Linked DNA regions of Homo sapiens: region 2 is linked to region 1. Evidence: chromatin contacts called from ENCODE Hi-C or POLR2A ChIA-PET data. All regions are on one chromosome and are shown on one strand. The core of a region is the stretch at or near the end of the contact, and the rest is flanking DNA. Distances in the headings are between cores, read along the strand shown. Region 1 overlaps LOC105369911 (a long non-coding RNA gene). Region 2 overlaps LOC105369912 (a long non-coding RNA gene).

Region 1 (6,576 bases), core at 304-2,803:
ACCAGTTTCCTTTGTGTTTTTCTGCCAGTGTGAACAGGAGAAATATTAGCCTTTAGAGATTTCTTTACAGTTCCTTGAAAGCTGGAGGGGTGAAATCAGCCAGAGAATTATATAACAGCAAAGCTCATTTAAAGCAACAGTGTCTTTCTATAGGGCTGTGGTGGTTCCTTACCAGTTTTTGTTACTAACTATAAAGAAAAGGATGCTAATTTTGTGAATAAAATAGAGGGGCATTCCCTTCCCTCATTACTTTCTGTTTGTTCATTGGACGGACACAATTCCTAGGGTGTTGATTTAAAAAAAAAAAATTGAAGCCTCTTTCAAGGAAGACTAGGGGAAATCATGTACATTAACCTCAGGCAGACACGGCATACTTATTCTTGTTAGAAGTCAGAAGAAAAAAAATAAAGAGAAAAGCTTTCTAAAGCATTTGTTTGTTTTAATTTAAGAGTCACGGGGAATTTTATAAATACTCGGCTAAATTCTTCAAAGGGAGCCATGTTCTTTAAATTTAAGCACTAGGCTGGGCGCAGTGGCTCATGCCTGTAATCCCAACACTTTGGGAGGCTGAGATGGGCCGATCACCTGAGGTCAGGAGTTCAGGACCAGCCTGGCCAACATGATGAAATCCTGTCTCTACTAACAATACAAAAATTAGCCAGGCGCGGTAGCATGTGCCTGTAATCCGAGCTACTCTGGAGGCTGAGGCAGGAGAATCACCTGAACCTGGGAGGCAGAGGTAGCAGTGAACCACACCACTGCACTCCAGCCTGGGCGACAGAGCAAGACTCCATCTCAAAAAAGAAAAAAAAAAAAATAAGCACTAGATCATCTATTCCTACGTTGTTTGACCTAGAGCTTAAATACATCTCAAAGTGCACCACACACATTAGCTCAGCTGATCGCCATACTCCCTTGATTTGACCTTCTCTTTCTTCTCATTTTAGAGATGAGGAAACTGAGGCCAAAGGATTCTGTTACTTGCCTGGCTTCACAGCTCACCTGGAGATTCTGAACTGGCATCTTCCTCTCTCTGCCATCACCCCAGACCCTACCCTCTTTCCTCTACACCAGTGGTTCTCAATCAAGGGCGATTTTGCCTTCCAGGGGACATTTGACAATGTCTGGAGGCGTTTTTGGTTGTCACAATTCTGTGTATGTGTGTGGGTGGGCGGGGGGCAGGGGATTATGTTGGCATCTAGTGAGTAGATAACAGAGATGCTGCTAAACCTACAATGCTCAGATGGCCCCTAACAAAGAAGTATGTTGTCCAAAATGTCAATGGTGCAGAGGGTGAGAAGCCCTGGTCTATACAGAGCTCAGCAGTCCAGAGCAATTGCAACCTCTGGGAGTTGCCAAGAGCTCCTCTGCCCAGCAACAGGCTTGGCCTCTCTCCTGTGGCTGCCACAAGAGTTAAAGCCACTGTCTGGAATGCCCTTTGGCAGTGGCCAAGTGTCCCCTGCAGAACTGACTGCGGGACATGCGGTGCATCAGCCGGAGCTGATGTGTTTTGTAATTTATAGTCACAGGGCGCCTGTCTTCATTTAGCAGTAGGCCTGCTGGCAGCTTCCCTGCCAGGGAGGAAGCAAGTTCCACAGAGGCCCACAGCCCCCGCCAGCTGCCGGCCCGTGGTATTTGGGGACGGCTGTTGCTCAGAGACACCTGGGAATAGGCCGGGGCCGAGATGGCGCTGAGCACTCGGTCTCCCCTTCAGACCCATCCATCAGCAGCGGTCCCTGCCAGAAGATGGCCTATTGAACATTTCCAGAAATAGCACAGCCAAGCCCGTCAACTGCTTTCTTGGAAATACATTCAATAAGGATGGCGGTCCTCCAGCAGGGAGAGCAGAAAGCCTGGCCTGGATCAGTCTGCTGAGAAACAGCAATGCCTGGCTACAGGCCATGTCGGTGCCTTGGGAAAGGGGAGCGGTTCTCATGGGACTTCCCAAGCCCTGCAGCCTCTGAAGTCACTTCAAAATGTTCTCAGTATGGAGGGAGAGAGTCACACCTTGCAGAAGGCCTTAGGCCCTGCCGACTTCTTCTAACTCAGTGACCTGCACATCTTGCTGTGTTCGTTCAGACACCCCGCAGACAGGAAGGCGATTCAGGCTTGGAGGCAAGGTATTAACTGTCAGCAGAGAGAGACCTCTGCATCATCTGGGGAACGTTTATTGCAGTCCCTCCTCTTGTGAGCTTCACTCCCAAGTAGAACCAAAGGAGCATCAGCAGGGGGAGTATTTTCTTCCCCAATCCTTCGGTCATTCCTGAGGTACAGGAAATACAAGGCAAAGATGTCATATTGAAAGAAAAGCTTATAATTTCTACTCCTCCCCTCCCCACTTCCCACAGAATTAACTTTCCCTTAACTTCCCTAACAGGGGCCTGACATTGCGGTTTGAATTCAGCCACCCTGGGAATCTGCACCCTGAGCTTTCTCCAATTTCTGGGATGGCACAGTGATGGCAGGGCTTAAGAGTGCCTCAAGAAGGCCAGCTGCCTTTAAAAACAAGCTCCTGGAAGATGTAGGTGTCACATAAAAGCAAGAGACCAAAAACTCTCTGCAATTTGGGGTGTTCAGGAAATGTTGATTGATCACATTTTTTAAATTATAAGAGACTGCTGGACATGGTGGCTCACTCCTGTAATCCCAGCACTTCAGGAGGCCCAAGTGAGAGGATTGCTTGAGCCCAAAAGTTCAAGACCAGCCTGGGCAACATGGCAAAACCTCACCTCTACAAAAAATCTAAAAATTAGCCAGGTGTGGTGGTGCACACCTATAATCCCAGCTACTTGGGAGGCTGTGTGGGAGGATTCCTTGAGCCCAGGAGACTGAGGCTGCAGTGAGCCATGATAGTGCCACTGCACTCCAGCCTGGGTTTACAGCAAGACCCTGTCTCAAAAAAAAAGTGTAAGACAGTTACCAGGTTCATCATAAAAAATTCGTGGGACCTGGTTTTATTTGCAAGAGCCACTGACTCTCAGGACAAACAAGATTTGAAGCCCACACTGAGCTATAGGTGGAGGCAGGGCTGTGAGAATACAATACAGGATGCCCAGTTAAATTTAAATTTCAGGTAAGCAATAATATTTTTTGTATAATTGTATTCCAAATATTATTATTATTTATCTGAAATTCAGATTTAATGGGCATCAGGTGTTTTGTTCAATCTGTTCACTCCATTTGGGGTATAAATTGATCTAGTTTTTAAACTGATAACAGGGAACACTGACACATATTCAATACATATGAAAGACGATACCAGTTAAGAGAAGAAGAAGGAGATTAGCAATGAAGAGGGAAAGCGAGAGAAATACCAGGAAGAAAAGGAGATGGGCATAGCGAAGGAGAAAAAGTTCCAAATGAAAGAGAAACAGGAAGTGCTGAGGAGAGAGAAGAAAACAGGAATGTTTCTGAAGGACCAAAAATGTTTGATAAATTATGACTGTTACACAGAGAGCCATCTCCCTGGGAAATGCTGTTGAGTTGGCTAACCACTGTTCCTGGATCTGCAGCTCTTTGTTCTGTCTGGTAAAACACACAGTGACCACTAGGGAGAAATGACTCTCTAAGCCACAGTACCATTATCTGGGTCACTATTACCCCAGGCTCAGGTTGTTAAATAAAATTTATAGGAGGCCATTGCTTTGGACAGAGTCCTTCCACTGGGCTCCAACAGACCAAAGCAAACCAGAATAGTGTCACTTGTGCTACCTGACATGTGCTCAAACTGAACTTTAAAACGGGCCAGTTTTCCAAAAATCAGGAGATTTACAGCAACCAACTGAAAGTGAAGTGGTGTCATTCATCTGGGGTGATACCTGAGGTTCACTGCCTCATGCCAAAGAAATCGAGGATGCAGACACACACAGAGTGAGTTTAACAGGCGAAAGAAAGAGAATAGGTCTCTCTCCTGCAGAGAGGGGGATTCTCGAGTAGGTCTTCCGGTTCCATGGTGAAATGCACAGGGTTTTATAGATGATCTTGAGGAGGCAGTGTCTGATTTACATAGGGCCCAAAGGTTGGTTGGACCAGGTGTGTCATTTACATAACGTGCGAAGAAGATGGCTACCCCACCCTAATCTTTTATTATGCAGATATGTGCCATATTGCCTGTTTCTTTACTGTACACGTGGTGACAAAGAAAAGGGAAGATGGAGCCTCCATGCTGAACATGCCTGGTCCCCAGGTAGCCTTTTCCTATTGGCATAGCTGCCAGCATTCATCCATGCAAGCTTCCAGTTTGCTTATCTATGTTTGCAGCTCAACTTTTCAGGCCACTCTTTGTTAGAAAAGAAATGATTCGGGGGCTGCTTTTTATTAAAAGGGTAACCTTGCTGAGGACTCTCTTACCCTCACTAACTGCCTAATTTCTTTCTAGCTCCTGTATCAAAAGGGTCCCCATCCACCTGCACAGGCATGAGAGGGAAGTCCCCTGTGTATAAACCCTTTAAGGAAAGTAACTTTGAAATGACCAAGCCACTTCATGTTTCTTGATCTTGCTATCCCCAGGCTTTTCTGCCCATCCATCTGCTTGGTTCTTCAAAGCACCTTTTCTATTTTATAGATAAGATGCTGCCTGATTCACAAATCGATAATAAAAGCCAACTGGACCTTTAAATTCAATGTGTGAAAATTTTGTTCTTTGACAGGGTGAAGCCACATCTAAGGCTGTGTCCAACTCCAGGACCTAAGGGCCCTCCCTACTCCTCCCACCTCCACCCCCCCCCGCCTTCCCCCACAGGTTGCTGTCATTCATGGATTGAGGATTTTCGAAAAATTGGGATCTAAACAACAAAATGGATTTGGCTGCCACAATTCTTTGAAATTGTTTTGTTGTGGATGATTCAGAAAACCCTTCAACAGCTTCTTTCACCTCAGGGTCAATGTGTTTGAGGAGGAGAGTCATCGTAGGCCTGTGTGCAGACAATCGAGGTTCCTTGAATTATAAACACCCTTATTCCCATCCCCACAGATGGGAGGTCAGGTTGGCTTAACCCAAAGGGAGAAGACTATGTAGGCTGGGGGTAGGTGTGGTAAGAGAGGAGGCCTCCCAAGGAGGGGCCTGTAGTAGTTGGACCTGCCATCACCATGGACGCTACGGAATTGAAAAGAGGAGACAAGCAGGGACCCTCCTCTTAGGGGCCTGTAGGGGATGGACTGGTGGGAGAGGGTCAAGCATGGAAATAAAGGAAAGCCTTGAGTCCCTTTAAGGGAAATTCCAGGCACCTAGCTAGCCCTGAGGAGCTTAGCCCCATGCTAAGACCCTAGTCCAGATAACAACTGGATAAGCAAGAAGGTAATAGTAGCCTAAAACAGGCTGGGCGCGGTGGCTCACGCCTGTAATCCCTGCACTTTGGGAGGCTGAGGTGGGTGGATCACTTGAGGTCAGGAGACCAGCCTGGCCAATAGGGTGAAACCTTGTCTCTACTAAAAGCACAAAAATTAGCCAGGCGTGGCGGCGCATGCCTGTAATCCCAGCTACTTGGGAGGCTGAGGCAGGAGAATTGCTTGAGCCTGGGAGGCGGAGGTTGCAGTGAGCTGAGATGGCGCCACTGCACTCCAGCCTGGGCGACAGAGCAAGACTCTGGCTTAAAAAAAAAAGTAGCCTAAAACAATAGCCAAGGAAGCCAGAGTCACAGGATGTTTGGTTCCCTATAGAAACTAAAGATAGCATCTTAACGTGAGTCTCTGAGTTGTTTTTCAGAAACCTGGACTCTCACCAAACCCATCCCCCCTACATATAGATCTCAGATAAGGAGGAACTAGGAACTGAACTCTGATCACTGTACTTTGTTCTAAATTTCTTCCTGAAGGGCCTAGAGAAAGTCACACCCAAAGAGGTAGAGCTAACCTTTATTTCTGCTGGCCCCAGATTTTTAAACAAAGCTTCTCTTTCTTAACCAGTTGCAAATCAGAAAAGCTTTGAATCTACTTATGACCTGTAAGCCTTCTGCTTCAAGATATCCTGCCCTTTTAGGCCCAAACCAGTATGTAACCTGGGTATTGGTTTATGATTTTGCCTGTAACTTCTGCTTTCCTGAAATTTACCGCTGCCTTTAAAAACTCTTACCTGCAAGCCATCAGGGAGGTGGGGACTTAAGCATTAGTTGCCTGGTTCTCCTTGCATGGTGCCCTGCAAATAAACACCTTCCTTTCTCCCACTGCAAACCCTGATGTAGATATCTGATCTTACCGCACTGGGGAAGTGGACCCCAGTTAGATTCTATAATATAATAAAGGGGCTGCCTTTGGCTACCTGGGCTGGGGAGTAGGTCTCCCCATAAACTCCAGTGAGGAGCAGAAGAGACACACTAAATGTCTCACCATGCTAAGACGTCATTCCAGATACCTGGAGATATCTAGGCTGTCCATTTGGAACATCATCATTGCAACAATAACCTTTATGGAGCATCTACTCTGGGCCATTGCATGATCTGAATTGATCCTCAACAACTGAGTCAGGAAAAATTCAGTGTGGTCAAAGGAGAACAGAAAATTCCAGGCAGTATTTTCACATGCCTTGCAAAAAGGAAACTCTTGAAATAACTATAGAAGCTGGGGGCTGATAAGACCCTG
Region 2 (6,632 bases), core at 1,361-3,860, 97 kb after region 1:
AATTTACAAGAAAAAAACAAACAACCCCATCAAAAAGTGGGCAAAGGACATGAACAGACATTTCTCAAAAGAAGACATTTATGCAGCCAAAAAACACATGAAAAAATGCTCATCATCACTGGCCATCAGAGAAATGCAAATCAAAACCACAATGAGATACCATCTCACACCAGTTAGAATGGCAATCATTAAAAAGTCAGGAAACAACAGGTGCTGGAAAGGATGTGGAGAAATAGGAACACTTTTATGCTGTTGGTGGGACTGTAAACTAGTTCAACCATTGTGGAAGTCAGCGTGGCGATTCCTCAGGGATCTAGAACTAGAAATACCATTTGACCCAGCCATCCCATTACTGGGTATATACCCAAAGGACTATAAATCATGCTGCTATAAAGACACATGCACACGTATGTTTATTGCGGCACTATTCACAATAGCAAAGACTTGGAACCAACCCAAATGTCCAACAATGATAGACTGGATTAAGAAAATTTGGCACATACACACCATGGAATACTATGCAGCCATAAAAAATGATGAGTTCATGTCCTTTGTAGGGACATGGATGAAATTGGAAATCATCATTCTCAGTAAACTATCGCAAGAACAAAAAACCAAACACTGCATATTCTCACTCATAGGTGGGAATTGAACAATGAGATCACATGGACACAGGAAGGGGAATATCACACTCTGGGGACTGTGGTGGGGTGGGGGGAGGGGGGAGGGATAGCACTGGGAGATATACCTAATGCTAGATGATGAGTTAGTGGGTGCAGCGCACCAGCATGGCACGTGTATACATATGTAACTAACCTGCACAATGTGCACACGTACCCTAAAACTTAAAGTATAATTAAAAAAAAAAAAAAGAGCCAATGTATAATTTTTTTTCCCATGGTCAGTTTTTCTTCTACCTGGGTCCTGGAGTGAGAACATTATGTCACAGAGCCGATCCCTAACTGATCTGCAATTGACACATAGAGTGGGCAAGAAATTAAAAATTGTTTTATGTCACTGAGATTTTGGGGTTATTTGTTACTACAGCTTAACCCAGACCATTCTGGCTGATAGGCCACAATGGGACACTAAACAGTTCACGAAAATTACATAGTAGAAAAATGTCAGATGATAAAGGACAGATACAGGTTATATATTCAGTAAAAATTGCAAGTTTTAAACAAGTATTGGTTAATCATTGAAAAATACATATGAAATGGAGTTTCCTGGGATAGACTGGATCTTTAGAATTCTGAAGCTGAAAATAATTCAATGAAAAAACGTGTCTTTGGTAAGTGTCCATCAACATACGGATAAGCAAAATATGGCGTATACATGCAATAGAACATTATTCAGTCTTAGAAAAGAAAATCTGACATGCTACAACATATGAGGACATTATGTTAAGTGAAATAAACCAGTCACAAAAAGATAAATGTTGTATAATTCCACTTATATGAGGTATAAGTGTAGTCAAAACCACATAGACAGAAAGTAGAATGATGCATGCCAGGGACTGGAGGAGACGGAAATGGAGAGTTGGTGTTTAATGAGTATAGAGTTTCAGTTTTACAAGATGTGAAGAGGAAAACAAATCATTCCCTTTTCCTGGGCTTGGGAGAGGGCTTTGGGTCTCTCCTGCATGAAATGGAGAAGCCTGATGATTCCTGGTGTTGAAGAGTAAGCTCACCCTGGCCTCAGAGATGTCAGTTGGTGGTTGGGTGGGAGCCAGCCTCAACCTATGATTCTAAGATTAGTGTGGGGGCTGAGGCCCTTGGTCCCCTAAAGGTTTGTTGTAAGATCACTAACATGAAGCAGATTGATGAATAGGAGAAAAGGCACACACATTTATTTCACATGTATACATGGGAGGCTTCAGAATGAAGACCCAAAGAAACAAGGAAAATTGTCCATTTTTATGCTTAGGTTCAACAAGGTATGGACAGCCACGTAGAAATATGATTGGACAAAAAGGGTCTGATCTACTGTGAATAGACTGAGCAGGGAGACTCCACAAGGCCTGTCTGTTCAGGTTCTTCTTGGTCTCCCTGTGTAGCTTTCCTTCCTTCTGGGTATGGGGACTTTTACCCTCTCTGGAATGGGGGCTCTCTGCAATGGGTGTCTTCTGACCTACAGTCAAACAAGGTAGGTCAGATCATTTATTTCTGGCCCGTTTTTGTATGGAATATTTTTAGGTGTTTTGGCTGGCTTTCAGGAAAAGGGGTTCTGGTTTCTATGCCTCGCCTTGGGGGAAGAGGGATTCTAGTTTTTATGGCTAGGCTTGGGTTGCAGGGGAGGGCGGGAGAAGATCAGAGAAAAACTTTTGCTTCCGTGGCTGCTCTGAGGCCTTCATTTTGGTGTACAGTTTTTTCAGCCCCAGCATTAGCCATTTGGTCTGGGAGCTGGAGGGCCTGTGTTGCCGTTTAGAGGGAAGAGCCAAGGAAAGAGTGTGTCCCTTCCCAAGGCTCTCATGGATGTATGAGGACCAGTCAACAGCGAAGGGTGGCTGACTGTGACAGAGCCAGCAAGAGAGGATTCAGTCACAGAGAAAAAAATGCAGGCCCCCAGCCAGGGTCCTCCCGCAAAGTATGACAATTCAGAACTACTGGGGATGATACAGACAACATTCAGCCTCCAGTGTGTGTTCCTGTCTCTCCCTCTAGAGGACAGTTCTCGCTCTCAAAGTGCGCTCGGTGTGTCGTGTCGCCATGGTAAAAAGGCAGGAGACAGCAAACGCTTGATCCGAGCTGCACCATGCCTCGTTTTCACTCTCCCTGAAGACAAAAGAAGGTGGCAAGTAAGGAAAGCTCACCCCAGGGAGTTTTCTCGGAGAACACAAGCGGTCCCAACAGGGTAAAGGAGAAAATAATTATCTGGAAAGGTTGCAATTAATAGTATCAGGTTTAACCTTTGTGCTAATATGGGAATCTAAGGCACTAAGTCATCGCCTAAGACCTAGTGCTCTCTGTACGACAAAGCTTTAGTCTTATAATGTGGAAGTCAGTGCTTATTACATCCAATGCCTGAGTTCCCAGCGGACAGAGTTCCTTCTCAGGCAGCCGGCCAAGGACACCAGAAATTAAGCAGGGGTCTGTGGCTCTGCCGTCTAGCTATGACCAAATTTAAATTTGTGCTTTTTGCCTTGCCTGCCAGTGAACCTGCTGCTAGACTGAGATGTAAATGCCATTTCTGGTGTACATTAAGAAAATGTGAAACAATTAGCTCAAAGCCGTGGTTATGGAGCAAAAATATTAAAAATATAAGTTAGAAAATCCTTGTGACAATGTTCATGTGAATGGTGAGGGTAGGGAGTCCATTGCATATATGTGTGTGCATGTGTGGAGGAGTACGTGTGTTGAATAAATATGCATAAAGAGTGCATCAGCAGTAGATCCAAGAACTTATGTATGGGGGTGGGTGTGGAAATCCACATTTTAGTAACATTTTTTCCTTCTTCACAGTCAAGTGACGTTTCTTCAAACATCTGTTCTGTGAGCAAAGTAGGGAGGGACGTACATCAGTGTTAAGTGCTTGGGAGAGGAATTCTGGAGGAACACTACCCACTTAATTTAGCTCAGCTCTATGAAAGATTGCAGGGTTTGGGACTATTTCTAGCCACATCTGAGAGTCTGTGAAAAGTGGAAGTAAAGTCATTAAGCGGAATGGGCATTTATACATTTGGTAATTTGTCTTGAGTCAGAAAGTCTAGACACTCCCCTGGGAATGGGGGGAATGTGGGCCATGGTTATGACCTTCAGGACTCTGGAAACAGGAATGACAAAGACCTGGAAGGTCCTGAGGCAAATGGGCTCAATAGATCTTTTTTTTTATTTGAAACAGAGTGCAGTGGCACAATCTTGGCTCACTGCACTCTCCGCCTCCCAGATTCAAGCGATTCAGCTACCTCCTGAGTAGCTGGGATTACAGGCACACACCACCACGCCTGGCTAGTTTTGTATTTTTAGTAGAGACGGGGTTTCACCATGTTGCCCAGGCTGGTCTCGAACTCCCAGGCTCAGGCTAACCACGTGCCTCGGCCTCCCAAAGTGCTAGGATTACAGGCGTGAGCCACCACACCCACCTTCTTGGTGAAGGCACATAAAGCAAAATGAAAGCCCACTGGTCTGGTGTTCAGACACAAGCCAGGCCTCACCCGACTTGGAGACAGGCAGCCCCAGCCAGCAAGAGAGTTACAGACCTCAGCTAGATCTGGGGACCACCAGTTTCCTACCAGGGCAACCTGAGAATGTACTCTCTCTGTGCCGCAACTCTTTCCCCTCTCAAATAGGCACAACCATTGTAACAACCAGAAGAGCTAACATGGATGAAGAACTTCCCGCGTACCAGGCACCATAATAAATGCTAGATCCATGTACTCTTCTTGATAATCCTACAATGTAGTATTATTATATTTCATTGATTCTAAGATGTTCTTTTTTTTATATTTTAACATTCTCTGTTATCAGGATGAATAATTGATAAGAAAGCCTGTAAGTCATGGTTAAATTTTTTTTTAAGAGACAGGGTCTTGCTATGTTTTCCAGTCTGGTTTTAAACTCCTGGCCTCAAGTGATTCTGCTGCTTCAGCTTCCCAAAATGCTGGGATTACAGGCATAAGTCACCGCACCCAGCCAGTCATGATTAAATTTATACTTTTAAATCTTTTTTAGTGATATATAAATTGATGATGTGTTAGATTCAGTGAGGAAACTGAGGCAGAGATTTGAAAACTGAGGCACAGGTGGGCTGAATAACTCGCCTAAGTTCACACAGTTAGAAAGTGGTAGAATGAGAGTTTGACTCAATGCTGTTTCTAGAGTTGACTTTCTTCTAAGGTGCTAGACTTCCTGGTCCCTCCACTTACCAGCTGTGTGATCTCAGGCAAATTCCTAACCTCCCTGTGCCTCTGGGATTTTTTCATCTGTGAAATGGTGATAATAATATTAGCAACGGCTTCATAGGATTGTTGTGGAGGTTAAACAAGTTTACATATGTAAAGTTCTGAAAATAGTGCCCGACATATGGCAAGTATTCAATAAACTTTAGCTACAATTACTTTTTCTTCTTCTAAAGAGAAAACCAGCATCACTTGTTACGTATAGAAGACAACTGGAAAAAAGAGGGTTGTAACTAGCAAAAGGAGAATAAGTTCATCTCTGTGTCCCTAAAATCGTCTTGGCCCCAGGACAGGTATGCTTACCATATTTTGGGAAATGGCTTTTTGTTCTATCTCTCAAAAATTGAGAGATCAAGTGAAAGCGAGATGGGGGAAAGTGGCTGAGAGGGAGTGGCTGTGAGAGGTGAGGAGGGAAGGACAAACAGAAGGACAAGGTAGGGCAGCAGATCTGGGGCTGCCCTGGGTTTGCTTCAGAAGGTGGGAACAGCATGGTGCTTATGCTGGGGTGGCCATAGCAGTTGGAAGGAGCTATACTGACTGGAATGAAAAAGAGTTTCAATCTGCAGGTTGCAATTCATTAGTAAGTTATGGGATGAACTTGGTGGGTCACAATCAGTATCTTTAAAACTATAGGAGCAGAGGCCAGGTGTGATAGCTCACACCTTTAATCCCAGCACTTTGGGAGGCCAAGGCGGGCCTGATCATCTGAGGTCAGGAGTTTGAAAATAGCCTGGCCAACATGGTGAAACCCCATCTCTACTAAAAATATTTTTAAAAATCAGCCAGGAGTGGTGGTACACACCTGTAATCCCAGCTACTTGGGAGGCTGAGGCACCAGAATCGCTTGAACCCGGGAGGCAGAGTTTGCAGTGAGCCGAGATTGCACCACTGCACTCCAGCCTGGGCAACAGAATGAGACCCTGTCTCAAAAAAACAAACAACAAAAACAAAAAAAATACAAGGGAAGGCAGGGGAATGCAAGGGAAGGCAAAGTAAATATCAGAGGATATCATATGTAATAACAATACATATTGTTTTATTGAACTTGTATCTCAGTTAAGAGTGTATAGATGTGTGTAATGGGTTGAGATGTAAAAGGTTCTCCGTGGGTCTCAGTGCAAAAGTTTGGAAGCCACTGGACTAAAGCAAAGATAAGATTAGGTGTTGGCTGAAAAATAAATATACAGTATAAATTTAAAGTAATATGTTTTATATTAACAACCAGGGACCCCTGCTTTCTAGTGTAGCTTTCTAGAAGCATTCAGGGACCGTGACACACCACATGACATCTGTAAAACACTCTCCCTTTCTGCACCTCTTGGCCTTGGGGAAACTACTCACCCCCGACACCACCCCTCAACCCTGCCCAGATCCTGGGCTGACTTTGACTTTGCCTCTCCTTGGCTCAGCCACTTTGCCTTAGACCCAATTCCTGTCCCTCTCTCCTGCATCTTTCCAGATGTCCAGGATAAGGGCCAGCTTTTGTTGATCCACACAGCCTGGGACTCCACACAGGAACCTAGTCACCTCCAGAGGCTGAGCTGTCCTCTTTTGTGTTTTATGTAAGTGTTCTTGAAATATATATGACAAGGAATGACAGTGAATTGGAGAAGTAACACTCCCCAGTAGTGATAGCAGCTCAAACTCATGTGGGGCCTGAGTCTGAATAGGCTCCAAATCATGGGTTGGGTGATGGATCCTAAACCAAGAATTATGGCTCAGATTGGAACCAGGT

The links. A loop is a pair of places that touch in the nucleus more often than their neighbours do. ChIA-PET counts read pairs that join two places held with the same protein, here RNA polymerase II (POLR2A). Pooled maps may share reads with other maps.
Region 2: a pooled map of heart right ventricle shows a loop between it and region 1 (6-fold over the local background). The contact joins two enhancer-like sites. A Hi-C loop is called at or near these places in 6 of 50 pooled maps. POLR2A ChIA-PET finds 5 or more read pairs at or near these places in 3 of 52 experiments (AG04450, HEK293 and Panc1).

Annotation. Positions count from the first base shown.
Region 1 is chr12:93,893,103-93,899,678 of GRCh38, forward strand. LOC105369911 (a long non-coding RNA gene) reads right to left here. Exons shown (of 3, transcript NR_135017.1): 3 at 1,863-2,263. It also overlaps a transcript of CRADD not described here. Among named protein-coding and RNA genes, the nearest start is that of CRADD-AS1, 160 kb to the left of the region's middle. Within about 2 kb of position 1,554, at least 21 of the 41 ENCODE cell types and tissues checked have a DNase peak (open chromatin) inside an H3K27ac peak, as active enhancers do.
Region 2 is chr12:93,988,586-93,995,217 of GRCh38, forward strand. All of the region lies in intron 2 of LOC105369912 (a long non-coding RNA gene), which reads right to left. Among named protein-coding and RNA genes, the nearest start is that of PLXNC1, 160 kb to the right of the region's middle. Within about 2 kb of position 2,611, at least 6 of the 41 ENCODE cell types and tissues checked have a DNase peak (open chromatin) inside an H3K27ac peak, as active enhancers do.